Linked DNA regions of Mus musculus: region 2 is linked to region 1. The links are chromatin contacts, found by Hi-C or POLR2A ChIA-PET in ENCODE. All regions are on one chromosome and are shown on one strand. The core of a region is the stretch at or near the end of the contact, and the rest is flanking DNA. Distances in the headings are between cores, read along the strand shown.

The links. A loop is a pair of places that touch in the nucleus more often than their neighbours do. ChIA-PET counts read pairs that join two places held with the same protein, here RNA polymerase II (POLR2A).
Region 2: a map of left cerebral cortex shows a loop between it and region 1 (2.4-fold over the local background). The contact joins two enhancer-like sites. A Hi-C loop is called at or near these places in 1 of 37 maps with a recorded cell type or tissue (left cerebral cortex). POLR2A ChIA-PET finds 5 or more read pairs at or near these places in 1 of 5 experiments (Patski).

What each region holds. Positions count from the first base shown.
Region 1 is chr13:37,154,385-37,161,968 of GRCm38, forward strand. No RefSeq gene overlaps it. Among named protein-coding and RNA genes, the nearest start is that of Gm30549, 87 kb to the left of the region's middle. Within about 2 kb of position 4,570, at least 1 of the 3 ENCODE cell types and tissues checked has a DNase peak (open chromatin) inside an H3K27ac peak, as active enhancers do.
Region 2 is chr13:37,287,454-37,295,037 of GRCm38, forward strand. No RefSeq gene overlaps it. Among named protein-coding and RNA genes, the nearest start is that of Gm30600, 42 kb to the left of the region's middle. Within about 2 kb of position 3,267, at least 1 of the 3 ENCODE cell types and tissues checked has a DNase peak (open chromatin) inside an H3K27ac peak, as active enhancers do.

The DNA.
Region 1 (7,584 bases), core at 3,320-5,819:
CTGCCCATGGGACCAACCAGGTATTCAGTGACATCACAATGGCACATTCAGCAAACAGTAAACTACACATGACAGCCCTCTTCTCAGAGATGGCTATGTTCAAATACCAACACACAGTTGATCATGAGCTGTAGAGCTATGGCCAGACAACTTACCTAGGGATCATATCTAGTTACATGCCAAACTGTACAATAAGAAAGTATTGAAGATGTTTTAAATCATTTGATTATAAACTTTTGAATAGGCTTGTGGAAAGTGAACTCTTCCCATCACTGGGTGTTGCTGTGTTGGCAGGTGTCTGTGTGCGTACTTTGTGAATTCCATCTCTGACACAGCTGTGGACACAGATGGAATTTTATTTTGCTTTTCCAAACAACCAGAGTACTGTTGACTGGGCTGTGACCACAGCTCTACCTTTTTCAATGTTTCCCAGACAAGATGTTGTGTTTTGACTTTTTGTTTATTTTGCTACTTTCAGGGCTCCTGTCCTCTTAGGTTGCCAAAGAGGCATAAATAATGCAATGTGGATGGACCTACATGAGCTGTCTTGGCTGTGTTTCTGAAGTCAAGCACCCAGCCTGAAGCAGCAAAGTGTTAATGTCCCTCCAGGGAGGCAGATGCTCTGAACGAAGAGAAACAATCGCCATGAGAAGAAAGAAGATCTCAGTTGGCCAGCTAACCAAGCAGTTAGTGGTTGGACCACCAGGGTCAAACAGAGACAGTGTCTGACCTGAAAGACTGGAACACTTGAACCACCAATCACTTGGGTTACTCTCAAATGTCTCTCCCCGGTTCCAGAGAACCAGTCTGATGAGAACCAGTTATCAGAGTAAGATGAGATCTATTGGGGAGGTATCCAGTGAGTTATGAGATTCTTCAGACATATTGAAGGTCTGAACGTCATGGAAGCAGAAATAGACTGGGGAAGAAATAAAGAGGAGGGACCTTGGACCATATTCTGGTTCTAAGGAAGGTTTGGCCAGGGTGCATCATTTGGTCATCCATAGTAGTGTCTTGTGTCTTCCAAATGGACCTGAATTGAGGCCATTGCCATACCTGTCTGACTGAGAACAGGTCTCAGAAACCGTGGTCTTAAATGAGCTTGACAGTGGACCCCTTTTACTATTACACTGTATCTGAGTGTCATATGCTAACAACTACCATGTTAGATACTGTTATCCATATGTAGCTGCTGTCTTCCATGTTCTCCTTTCATGGAGAATAACCACTCTGGGGAGGGTTATTCTGTTTGTTGGCGTTGTCTTAGATTTAAAAGCATCCAAACTGTCAGGACACTATCAACAGGGTCAGGAAACTAGAAAACCTTGAGCTGGAAGTTCAGGGCCCAAGAGCAAGCACATCCTGGCTCAGCTGTGGCTCCAGCTACATCCAGAGAAGGGGTAGGACAGACAGTGGCTGTGACCAGCTTAGAAATCCGTGTTCTGGATTTCACCTTTTATGGCTTCTCCTTTATTCTACTGAATAGAGCCTTTCAGAGAATTCTAGAACTCAAGGTTCAAAATCTTTGTTTTCCAGTGGAAATGAAAAGTTCTAGAATGTTCTGCTCACTGCTAGGACAGAGTTTACAGGGAAGCCAATGCAATGGTGTTACAGTAATTAAAGAAAGCAAACCCGGGAGACAGATAAAACATGGAGGAATAGAGGTAGGCACAAGTAGCCCAAATACCTTCCCTTACCTGGACAGTCTCCTATGAGAATGAAAACTATAGAGAGTCTGCATTTTGTTTTAATAAGGGACTTTAATTCCCTCAGATGGGTGATAAAAATGTATGCATATAAGTGAACCAGAAGCTCATTACATAACACCTTCCAGTGCTCTGTAACCACTGGCATAGATTCGGGAGCTCAGCAAGCCACCACAACCCTTCCATGTGCCCCGCAGAGCTTTGCTGTGACATCTCCAGCAGCCCAGCCCATGGTCCTCAGAAGACAGCAGCTACAATTCAAAGTCTGGAATCACTTTCAGAGATGTCAGGGACCCAGTTGTGTCTTGGGCTTTGGCATCTGCCTGATTTGCTAGATGGTAAAATTTAGAGAGAACATTCACTGAGTAAGATTCTCTGGAGAGTCAGAAGATCAGGGAGATGGTCTTTTTTCACGATTCCACCAGGAAGTGTTGAGTGAATGAACATGTGGATGACCTTATTAGCTGGGAAACAAAACTTGAGATAAATTTTAACCTCATCTTTTACATCTTTTCCCCATATTCTATGTCTTCATTGCATTTCTGTTGTTGTGACAACCTGAAAAGAAGCAACAGAGAGGAGGAAAGGCTGTGTTTGGCCTACACTCTACCCCAGCCACACTCTATGGTTTGGGGAAGCCAAAGGCAAGAATTCAAGCAGCAAGTCATATTCTATCCACAGTTAAGAGTGAAGAGAAAAACTGCTCTTGTTTGCCCAGTCAGTATTCAGCTGGCAATCCCCAACCCTGTGCATCCAAGAGCACAAGCCATGAGATGACGATACCCAAACTCAGGGTGGACTTTCCTATATCAATGAATGATGAAGGCAGTCCCCCACAGACTTGCTCACAGGCCAATCTGGTATAGATAATTCCCTCATTCAGACCCTCTTCTCAGCTGGGCATAGCTGTGCATGCCTAATGCCTATGATCACATTACCCAGGAGATAGAGGCACACAGTTCTCTGTGAATTTGAGGCCAACCAGAGCTACATAGTAAGATCTTGTCTAAAATAATAATAATAATAATAATAATAATAATAATAATAAATGGAAAAATAAACAAGACACTCCTCTTAAGTGATTATATCAAATTACAGTTTAAACAGCATAATCAGTCACTCAAACACCTAGCCCTAGAGACCTGGAAGTGGATGGTGTAATAGATATCACTCAAGATCTTGTCCCTGGCCTGTCCCAAGAGCAGGAGCTACAACAAGAATATATGATTTCTTCCCTTCACTTGGAATTAAGCCCTTATCCCTCTCACCAACAAGTAATTGTTCATTCCTAAATTTTGTCCCATGTTTTCTAGTGTTCAAAGCAGTTTTCCAAATGTGACCTTATGTAAGACTCATGACACATTTAGAGAACAAAAGCTACCACATCATCTCCATCTTCTCCAAGAAGAACTTGAAGCCTAGAAGAACTCTCTTTAGCTTGCTCAAAGAGGAGAGGGGTCACCGAACTGGAGCAGCAACGAAGGAGCATCAGTAGACACCATCCACAGAGGGCTTACGTCACACAAATGCCCAGCACTTTCCATAACTTACTTCCACTTGTTCAAAGAGACATTTTTGGCCCAGAATTCACCTCCATGTATTCCTTTTGCATCCTTCAGAGTAAGCATCGAGATGCATTTTATATACCGACCCTCAAGGAGTGTTAGTGGATTGACTGATTAGAGTAGATAATCGGTTGGCTGAGTGCTAATCTATTAAATCCTTAGGAAGAGACTGAAATTTAAAGAACTGTAGCTAAGCTGCAAAGAGAAAAGGGACGCATAAACCTTCACCTTCTGGTTGCTTTTCATCCAACGCTTGGATGAATCACCTGCTGCTCTGACAAGGGCAACTTAAAAGAAGGAAGCATTTGTGTGGGCTCACAGTTTGAGGACATAGTCCTCCTGACAAGCTGGGGGCTGGGGCCTGGGGGAGTCATGAGATGCACATCACCTCAGCAATCAGGAAGCATGTGATAAATGTGTCCCACTACTTCCTCTTCTTAGTCTGGGACCCCAGTTCATGGGATTACCGTGATCATAATCAGGGTAGAACTGTGGGAGATTTCCTATATATCAGCCCCCCCAAAAAAAGTCACAGGAAGAGGCCCTAGGTCACCACTCCAAAATACCTTAGAATTTGTCATTGGTGTCTCCTGCTCCCTAACAACACTCCACACTTCTGGTCAACTGATAGTGATAATGTGTTTCAGCTGACAAATGCCTCCAGATTGGGGTACAAGGCACATGGCAGTCTCCAGGCATGCACACACACATATACATAGACTGGGATCCTAAAGATGATGCTCTCTGGTTTTATTTAGTTGTTAATAAGATAGTCATTTACACCAGACAGGCAAGTAGGACTTCCTGGGTAGAAATGTTCTAGACATCCATCCTGTTTGAAGTGAAACAGCCCCAAGAGTCAACCAAGGTCTTTCACATAATGAGTCAGAACACAGGATTTTCTTCCCAAAGCTAGACTCCACAGACTCCAAGGACTAGAAACCTGGGACCTCCCAGCCCTGGTATTTAGCAATATGCCACCTCCAAAAGGAAGAGAGAGAGAGAGAGAGAGAGAGAGAGAGAGAGAGAGAGAGAGAGAGCAGAACAAACAACAAGAACACAACAAAAACCCCGGCCTTAGGAAAAGCAGACCTGTAGGTTTACTATGTATAGAGCTCTTTCAGAAAGTGGGAATGACAACCTTCTTGTAGCTACAGCTCAGCTGTGGCCCCATGGAGCATTCAAACTGAATGTGGGTGGTAGAACCCCAAAATGTTCTTTCCCAATTTATTCAAAATCTTCCACATGCTGGGTGGGAAAAAACCTGACTGCCTCCTGCAGGGCCAGTCTGGGGCCCCTCCAGCTCTGAGTTAGAAGACTCAGGACAGCGTTGCTTTTGAGAAGCTATGTATACTGGTGTCCACGTAACATTGCCAAACAGGCAACATATGCCTTAAAAATTCTGGCCTTTTACACACTGTAGAAAACAATCCTTCTGGATTTTTTGTTTCAAGCCAGTGACATCTTTGATGGGGCTGGATAATTGGAAAAGGGATTTAAATAGGTCTGGAGACCTTCCAGCCCTGTGGAATTTGCAAACAGTGTGAGGAATCCATAAGCAAACAGAATTTACAACGAAACTCTTCCCCTCTGGAATTAGTCAAGGATCCAATTTGAGGAGATTTTTAGTTTATTCTGAGGTAATGCCAGAAGGCCTTGAAAATAGGAACAAAGCAGAAACTGGAGTGTGGGGGCTGTGAGGTGGGCAGTGAGAGAGAGTCACTTTATACATTTAGAGAAAAAAATATGTAAAAGATTGGTGTTTGTCCACCCCCAGCAGTGACAAGGCACTTGGAAAGAAAATCTCTGATGCCACAGGGCTATGCCTCAGTCCCTCTAGGCACGTATGTCCTCCTGTGAATTCTGGGGATGTCTAGGATTTTATTTTATTTTATTTTATTTTATTTTATTTTATTTTATTTTATTTTAAAATGTGTCTCTAAGAGAGCAAGCAGCTAGACAGTGGGACTATTCCAAATTCAGAACTGATCATGCATGTGAGTGCATGTGCACCTGACACATTCATAAGATATCAATTCTATCTTAAGTCATTAGATAAGGTGATAGTTGTGGCTTCCGGTAAGCCGCCTGCTCTCCTCCAGAGAAGCCATTACTGGACGCAGTGTCAGGCACACCTGGACACACAGGGTTACAGTCACCTGGCTTTGTCTCAGGATGAACATCCTTTGTCCTAGCAAGTCAGGGAGATATTCAGTCTCTGTCTCATATTCACATCTACTTAAACAGCCTGGGAATGTAGAAAGTGGCTTTCCATCCAGCACTGCTGCCCATGAGAGATGACTACACTGAGAGCCTTGGAGAAGCCTCTAGAGGGACTTCTTTAATAAACCGTTCATTTTAAGTTTTGGAAGATGGTAACGGAATGCCTAGGTGCTCAACAACTTGTTTCTCCCCGTCATTATGTTATAATAGTGTGACACATTTGTCACACTTGGTGAACCAATAATGATATGTGGTTATCAACTAGTTTTTGTTGTTGTTGTTTACATAATGTTCTTTTCCCACTCTAGTGTTCCACACAGGACACCATAGGATGTCTGGTGACAGTGTCTTTTTAACCTCCTCTTCCCTGAAAGCAATTCTTGTAGCCTGGCTTTGACGACCTAGACAGCTCTGAGGAGCACTGGCTAAGTATTTGGTAGAGCACGCCTGCCTCCACCTGAGTCTCTCTGATATCTGTCCCATGGAATAATGGATGCTGTGGATTTTGGCGATGATGGTCACTATCTTAATCACTGGCAAACAGTAAGCATGAGTAGTATCAGTGTGACCTTTCAACCAAGATGTTGACATGCATCTATCACTCACATGATGCAGCACTTCACTAGGGTACCACTGTTTCCTTTTCCTATACTTCTCTTTGGAGAGTCATTTGAGACTAACACTTCAAGAGCTGTGCTCAGAACTTTTGGACTTAGCTGATGTGTGCTTTTCTCTGTTTACTCATTCCCGAGGTGCTGATGTTCTTTGGATGACATTCTATACATTGTGCTTTGTTGCCCACATTATTCCAGTTTTCACCATCAGGAGCTCTTTAAACTGGCTCCATTTTGTTCCCTTTCTACCAATAATGTGGCTTTACATATGTTTTTCTTCATTTGTCTCAGAATTATTATCTTGTGTTTCTTGAACCGCTCCTAGAATCAGCTATTCTCCCAGGGTGCCCAACTCTCTTATTGGATGATATCCTAGAAACAAATCCTTGAGTCCTAACTACTGAGTGCAGTTAGTTATAGACACTCTCTGCCTTGGGAACAAGGAAATGTATGTGCATTAACTGTTACATATACACAGACATGCATAGCTTATACAACTACCAGGTGTCATTAAGCTGACCCTTAGCACACAGTGATATGTTCTTTGTAGGATTATAAAGTATAAAACTTGGTTCCTTAAAACTCATCTCTGTGAATTTAGAAAGATTTTCTGAAGCCTTTAGGAGGAGTCAGGATTGTAGGTGTATATACTTGTGGGTTCCAGAAAGACCAGGTCCAGTTGAGGCCCAATCAAGTGACCGACCATCTTGAGACTTGGAATACCCAGCACCCAAGATGAAGCAATTAAATTCTCCCAAGCTTATTTGCCATTTTTGTCTTCTTTGATGAGGGTATTCATTAAAGTTTGACTTGTGTATTTTTTTCTTGGTGTCTTCACAGTTCTTTGTGCATCTTGGATAATGGCCCTTTATCAGGTCTATTATCTTACCTTTAATTTTAAATTGAATTTCTTTTTTATATATTAAAGATAGAGTCTCCCACATAAATACATCCCAACCAAGTTTATCAGATTGTTTTTCCCAGACCATGCATTATTTTTCAGTCCCTTGCTATTTTGTTTTTCAGAACTGGTTTCTTTTTTGAAGTACAATTTATCAATCATTTCTTTCCTGAATTATATCACCAATGTTAGATGTAAAATGTCATCATCATGCCAAAACATTCTAGATTCTTTTCCTACCCTCTATGAGTTAAGTAGTTCTGCATTTTATACCTAAGCCTATGATCAATTTAGAGTTGGTTTTTGTGACAAATCTTGAGCTTGGGCAATGCCGGTCCTCTGGCCATGCTCTTCTGTCAATTTGGGGCTATTGTCTATTTTAGGAATTTTACACCATCATATGAATTTTAGAAACAGTTTGTAGGTATCTGCAGTGTTAATGTTCCAAATTTTGAATGAGATTGTAATGAGAGTATGGGCAAATTCAGAATTTCTCTTCTGAATATTTAGTTTTCCTATCTATGAACACAGAATATCTCTCAACTTTTTCAGTTGTTCTTAGGTTCATTTAATCA
Region 2 (7,584 bases), core at 2,017-4,516, 130 kb after region 1:
GCCGTGGTTTTTCAAAATTCGTGGAGGAAGACTCACAGGGCTGATAGCAAGAAAGGAATATAATCACATAAATGCTTTGCGAGGTGCAGTGTTTTTTCTTTCAGTCCACAGCACACATACATACAATACACATGATTGTATGTACATATTACACACATGATCACGTGTATACACATCAGACATATGATCACATGAAATGCCTAGTACAGTCTCTCCTCCTCCTATTGTATGCACACACACATACCCCACATGTTAACATACACACACACACATACCCCACATGTTCACATACACACACACATACCCCACATGTTCACATACACTCAGATATGCACACGTGTGGAGACTCACAGGCCTCTTCCTCCCAGCTGTCTCCTGGCTCCCTGACCCAGCGTTCTCACTGCATGGGCACATTGCTGTATTAGATAGCCTCTGTCCTCAGGTGTGTCTTCTATCTGTAGTCTGGAAGAGTCTCACATCTCTTATACTTCCTGATATAAATTCTCATTTCAGATGATTTTAAGACCCTCTTTGAATATTGATCCAAACATGGAGCATCTTTAAACCTAGTCACAGCGGGGACTGTGGAATCAGACATGAATCATGTGTGTGTGAAGCACTTCAGACATTATAAAACATCTCCAGTATGTTGACACGTGTAATTTTTTAAACAGAGGTCCCCCATTTAGGGAGGAAAAGAGTTTAGGTGAGATAAGTTCAAAATCTAACACATAGAGGACAAAGTTGAGTGTGAAGTCTCCATGCCTTAGCTTAGAGGCTTCTCTGTCCTTTTCTTCTTCCAAGTAGGTAGCAAGGGGTAGGTCAGAAGTAAGTTTACCCAAGGCCAAAGGACCTGCTGTCCTTACGTCAAGCATAAAGTTGATTGCTCTAGAATAAAGGACCAGGATGTGAATTTTTCCACCAGGTTAGGGATACAAGGCAGGAGCTTCCACAAGATCCAGCCCTGTGAGCAAAGACTTCTGAGCCAACAGGTAGCCACAGAAAAAGAAGCTTCAGTTGAGGCATTTCCTCCAGATGTGTCAAGTTGACACAAAACTAGCCAGTACAGAGGGTGATCTGGGCACACCATAGACACTACCTGACACAAGCAACAAAGATTGAAATTAATGAGACAGTCTTCCCATTTGTAAAATGAGGCTACTTAACTACCCACCACTTCAGTGTTCTTATCTGTGAAACCTGTAATGTAGTATTAGCCATGTGCCATATAGCATTTGAGTTGATGATGGGCCCCCATAGACAGGATCCCATAAATCATAATGACAATGATGATTTGTTCCTTTAGCCTGGTGACATTACATGTTTCCTTACCTGGCTTCAGCACTGTTGGTATCAGCATACCTACCACTCTGGTGGCCAATCATAGAAAGAAAATGACTCCTAGTGACACATTGCTATCCCCACAGATCACTTCATCGATCAGCCCTAATCTGGAAGCTTCTTCTTGCAGCAGGTGGGAATTAACACAGAGACCAACCGGACAATGTGCAGAGAGAGACCTTGGAGAACTCATCTCTATATGGGATGCCTTTATCAAAGTCTTCACTCAAGGCTCAGGAGACTATTCAGATGAGGAGACAGAAGGAGTGTAAAAGCCAGAGGTGTCTGATGACTCACTCTAAGGGAAAGAGCATCCTCCAGACACAATAGGGCTGATAAACATGAACTCACAGAGACTGTGGCAGCATGCGTGCACAAGACTTGCAAAGGTCCAAACCAGACCACACACCACCACTGAGAAGAAGTGAAGACAAAACCCCTCCCCTAACCAAAAAGCTGTTTGTAATTGATACCTGCTGGGAGAGGAAAAGTCAGTTATCTTCAAAGAACCACACTCCAGGGCAGATCCCATGCCCAGAAGAAGGTGACCAACACAAAACAGACTCTGTGGGCTTTTAAGGTGATGTGTGTTTAGTTCCAGAATCTTTTGTTTGTTTGTTTGTTTGATTGATTGATTGATTGATTGATTGATTGGTTGGTTGTTTTTTGTTTGTTTGTTTTTCTGTTTTGAGAGAGAGAGGCAGAGGCAGAGGAGAGAGAAAGAGAGAGAGAGAGAGAGAGAGAGAGAGAGAGAGAGAGAACATATAGAGAGGTGGGGAGATCCAGGAGAAATTGGGGAAGGGAGATAATATGATCAAAAATGTTGTATGTAAAAATTGTTTAATAAAAGCAGCATAGTGACACATGAAATAACAGAAAGCATGTAGTATTTGATCATGATAACAACCAATTAATTATGTGGCTGGCTTGCTGTTTATGCATTTATCTGTATTTATTGGGTTGTTTATGCAATTGATAATAGCGTGTTTTTCTTGGTCATGTGGAGAATACCCCTACTTATTTAAAGAGTGTTGATTGTGAAAGTGCACCCTGGGACGCTGGCAACAGCTCCCCCAGTCTTGTCTTTGCTGTGTCTCTGTCGCTTTAAGTGGCCATATTCCCTGACTGACCTCCAGCATCTAGGCTTGTGTAAGAGATCCACAGGGTTTTCACACAGGAAGTCACCTGAATTTGATGGTACATCTCTCAGGACCTGTTTTAATTGTTAGTCAAAAAGTGACTGCAATGCTTGTATCCACATCAGACAACTCAGAGAGGGCATTTTTTTAAAGACCAGAAATATCAGCTCCTTAATACATATACAAATAAGACAGCAAGTACCTTTGGCTGGGCCTGTGGCTCTGGCTGAACAAACTGGTTCACCAGATGAAGATTTCTGTAAGGCAAGAGGGACTTGGGTAATCTGTGAGGACTTTAAAAGCACCTTCAATAGCGCTAAAGCATTTTGTTGGATAAATTTCATAAGGATCCACATGGCAGCTCCTACCCATTATAACTTCAGTCCTATGGGGATTTGAGACTCTCTTCTGGCCTCCCTGGGCACCAAGACCTCAAGTGCTGTGCAGAGTTACATGCAGGCAAAACACCCATACCCCTAAAATAAAATGGGGGGGGGGATTTTAGAGGAATCTCAAGAACTCAATTTTGTAATTTCCCTAAACTTCAGCATCTGACACATGCCTTTTAAAGCATCATCAAACTCCATCAAAACCAGTGATTTTTACATTCTTAAATATTGGTGGATGTCTTGTAAGATGCAATCATAACAGAATCTGTTAAGCATTGTTGTTGTTGGGTTTTTTTTTCAACCTTGAGTCTGTAGTGGGCTCTGCCCTATTCATCTCTCAGACACAATTACTGGCGAGCTTTTAATGCAGCCCACAGCTGCTTACAGGCACCAACCTGCTATTCTACTAGCTGCCTGCTGAGCTGAACTAGGAGCCAGAAGGGAGTCATTTTGATGGCATTTGAGTAGCACAAAATGTGAGTTTTCTCTTGAGAGGGCTTTTGAGAATTAGAGGGAGTTAGTCATAGTTTCCAGTGTGAGTATTTTAACAGTTGTGAAATTATGAAGGGCTGACTCAACAATTCCAGTGTTGCAATATGTCACTTCACTGTCTTGTTACTTAAAATTACATGCTTCAGGAGACGATGACTTTTAAAAGAACCCAACCAAGTCTGGAAAGAAAAGTGAGATATGCAGACAAAGCAAGGGGAAAATTATAAGATTGCCAAACACTTAGGAAGCTACTTAACAATCCCGAGCTCATCTAATATGTTTCTTTTTCTTAAATAGCATGTTTCTCTTCTCTGTGAATTATATAGTAGAAGCACACTTATTAAACAGTGATTCCTTTTCAGTATACAAAACCAATCCAAACTGGATTGAATATGTTACTAAATTTCTAAATCAGTCACCTCCTCAGTATCCTTTTGGGTAGGTTTAAAAAAAAAAGATGAATAGATTATCATCAGACAAAGATGATTAAGCCTATTCAAGAGGACTCTTAGGCTGTTGCTCAGCCTCTTCATTAGATAACTCCTCATTAACTACCCTAAATGAGCTACAAATAGCTATCAGGTCCTGTCCTTTATATTTGAAAATTAGACCCTTAGTAAGCAGATGACTCTTGAGGTATTTTCTAAGGATTTGAAGTTTTTCAAGCATGCCGCTATATTTCCCCATTCAAAATCATATACTCATAACACAGCTAGCCAGGGTTAAGAGGAAGCAAAAAAGAATCCAAAAGAGATGGTTCTAATGAGCTTGGTTTCTTTAACACGGTGTGATAATTAGGTAGTCCAGCCAGAGCAAAGGCCACACTGGGAAAACTTGAGATTATAAATAGCTCCACGAAATGTTAAATGCAAATCTAGAGGAGGCATTATCCTTTCAGGAAGCATTATCCTTTCAAGAACTGAACAAACTACAGAGTAGGACATGTCCTTGCATGAACAGTCAGGAGCTATAAAGAAGGGGGACTGGGGCTGAAGGGACAACTTAGCCTTCAGAGCACTCACTGCTCTTGAACAGTTCAAGAACAATGCACCCATGTCAGACTTCTGCTCACAACCACCTGGGCATCTAGCCCTAGAAGATCTAACTCTTTATGCTGGTGGCCACTGGCACTCAAATGCACATGTGCACACATAGACATATCATGATCTATGGAAACCTACTATTGTGTGAGCTTCAAAAACATGTACACAAACACATACACATATACATGTATAAAATAAGTGGAATTACCCTATACCTAGGGACAAAACATCTTCCAGATGCCATAAGTTATCAAAAAAAAAAAAAAAAAAAAAAACAAGAAAACAGCGTCCAGTGTAAATTGTGTCTCTTCATGTTGGTAATAAATCTCATAGACACCCCCTCACCAAAACCAAAATAACCTATGCCATCAGTCTTTGTTACCCTCCTAAACTTGATGGTAAGATCCTGTTGCTGAAAATACTTGAGCCATAGAACACGGAGAAATCAACTGATACTGCCCTGAATACTTCATCCCTACTGGCTAGCAGTCATGGAATCAGAGGCATTGTCCATATTACTGTGGGAGAAAAGTAACGGTTTACTCAGCTGTGACTCCTGTAAGCTACAGCAATGACCAGCCTGGCAGCCACTAAAACACAATAGTGTAATAGTGGCATGAATGTCTCTGGAGTAGCAAACCATTTTCTGATTGTATTTGAGGTCTACCCCACAAGATGGAACTCATGCCTACTGCAGTTAACTGAGCCAAAAACCTAGGGCTTAGTGTATCATAAGCTCTAGGGAAGAACCTATTACAAATATTCTAATAAATGGACATAGTATAAATTGTCCCCAAACATTTATCTTTATACCCATTGATTCGTGTGGCTCTCCACCATCATCAGAGAAGCTACTTTTGCAGGAGATGATGTTGAATACAGAGACTCACACCTGGTGGTCAAAGTGCAAAGAATAAGAGATTGTGGAGTTATCAGCCCTAAATAGGAAACCTATAGCACGTTCTGTTTCCCAGTTCTCAAGGATTATCATGGAAGAGGGGGGCAGAAAAAAACTGAGATCCAGAGGTAGCAGTAGATCACTACAGAGAAATAGTAGCCAAATTCCAGCATGGAAGGCAGAGGGACTTATTAGAGCTAACTCCTAATTGAGGAGCTATTGGCAACTGTGGCTGGTGTGGGTACGAGAATCGGTTTTCTTCATCTGTGGCACCTGTCATGTGACCTGTGTTCCACTGGATGACTCCTCACCTGGGCACACGCAGGCACCGATGAGAAGACTCAGTAGGGTTAGGAAAAAAAAGAGTAGATGAAATTGGGAATTTCTTCTGGGTACAACTTGCATGGGTCTTGTTCATATAGTCACAGTTGATATTAGTATATGTGTGCAGCAGTCCGGTTATATCTGAGAAGCATGGCTTCGCTACAGTCATCTATTAGCTCGTGTTCTTAAGATCTTCCTGCTCCCTTTTCCATGATGATAGCTCAGCCTTGACAGGAGGAGATAGATATGACATAGATGCTCCATTTAGGACTAAGCTTTCCACAGTTAATCCTCTGCACTTTGACCAACGTGATTCTCTATAGTAATCACCCTCTCCTGCAAGCAAGAAGCATCGATAATGAGAGCTGCGTGCTGTGCTGCTTTATGGGTATAAAGATAAGTACTTAGGAGGCAGCTTAGTACTCTGTCCATTTAGCAGAATAATAGAGTTGGTTCTTTCCTAGGGCTTATGGGCTATCAGGTCATGAGTTCTTGGCTCAGTTAAAAGTAACAGACATGAGTTCCATTTCATGGAATAGAACTTAAACTGAATTTTTAAAAAGTTGTTGCTTGCAGCCCCATAGGAGGAACAATATGAACCAACCAATGCCCTACAGAGCTCCCAGGGACTAAACCACCAACCAAAGCGTGCACATGGAGGAACCCATGGCTCCAGCTGCATATGTAGCAGATGATGGCCTTGTTGGACATCAATGGGAAGGGAGGTCCTTGGTCCTCAGAAGGCTCGATGCCTCAGTGTAGGGGACAGGAAAGCAGAAGTGGGTGAGTTGGTGAGCAGGGGAAGAGGGAATGGAATGGAGGTTTTTGGAGGGGAAACAAGGAAAGGGGATAACATTTGAACTGTAAATAGAGAAAATATCTTATAAAAAAAAAGTTGTTGGTAACTCTGATAATATTCGTGTCACTATTGCACAAATGGGCAGTTCCCAAATCACTTGGTATTGAAGCACACAGTGTTCACAGCTGGATAAGGCTATTGATTCTTTTCCTCCCTAGTAGTGGGCATAGTACCTCCTACTATGAATAATGCCAGCCGGGAAGGAAGAAGTTTCCAGATTGGTACCAACTGACTCTCTCCATGTTCTGTGACTCAAATATGTGGGCCTCACCATCAAGTTCTGGAGAGTAACTATGATCAATGGCAATAACCTATAGTATTTGGGGGATATGTCAGATCCCACTGACCAACAATTCAAGAAGAGGTAACCCACACCTGACATTGGGTTGGTTGTTTTGTTTTGTTTTGTTTTGTTTTGTTTTTTGATAGCCTAGGTCTTCTGGGAGAGGTATTATCCCCCCATTATATGGTAATTAATTTTAAACTATATAGAGAGTTTAGAAAGCTTGTACAAGTAGCAGGTTTCCATATGGCTTCTTCAGAGTTCTTTAATGCTAGATCGATGGAAGCCCAGAAACAAGCCAAATAATGTTCGAGAACATGTTAGATGACAGAGATGGCAGTTCAAATGAAAGAGAAAAGGGTAGAAATTTTTCCATAACTATATCTTTGGAAACCTTCACCAGATGAAAGAAAATGTCTACTTTGTGGCACAAATATCAACTGATTTAAAAATCCAGACAAGACAAATTAAAATTATAAAATCAATGTAATTCTTAAATGTAGCATTTAGTTATGTGGAAAGAACTTTTAAATAACACTCCAGAGACTTGAAGTGAAAGAAGACTGATAGCAACAAAGTTGAGGATTTTTGTATAATTCGAAGAACCAGAATGAAGTTGCTACATTAAGTAACAGAATAATCTAAGAGCTGTGCAACATCCAAAATGAATCAAGAGTTAATAGTAATGTTATATAAGGAATAATCCCCGTAAATTAATAAGAGAAAATATAGGAAACTTGACTTTTAAGTTTCCAATGAGTAGGAACACCAAATTCAGAGGAGGAGACACCAACATGTAGGTAAAAAAAAAAAAAA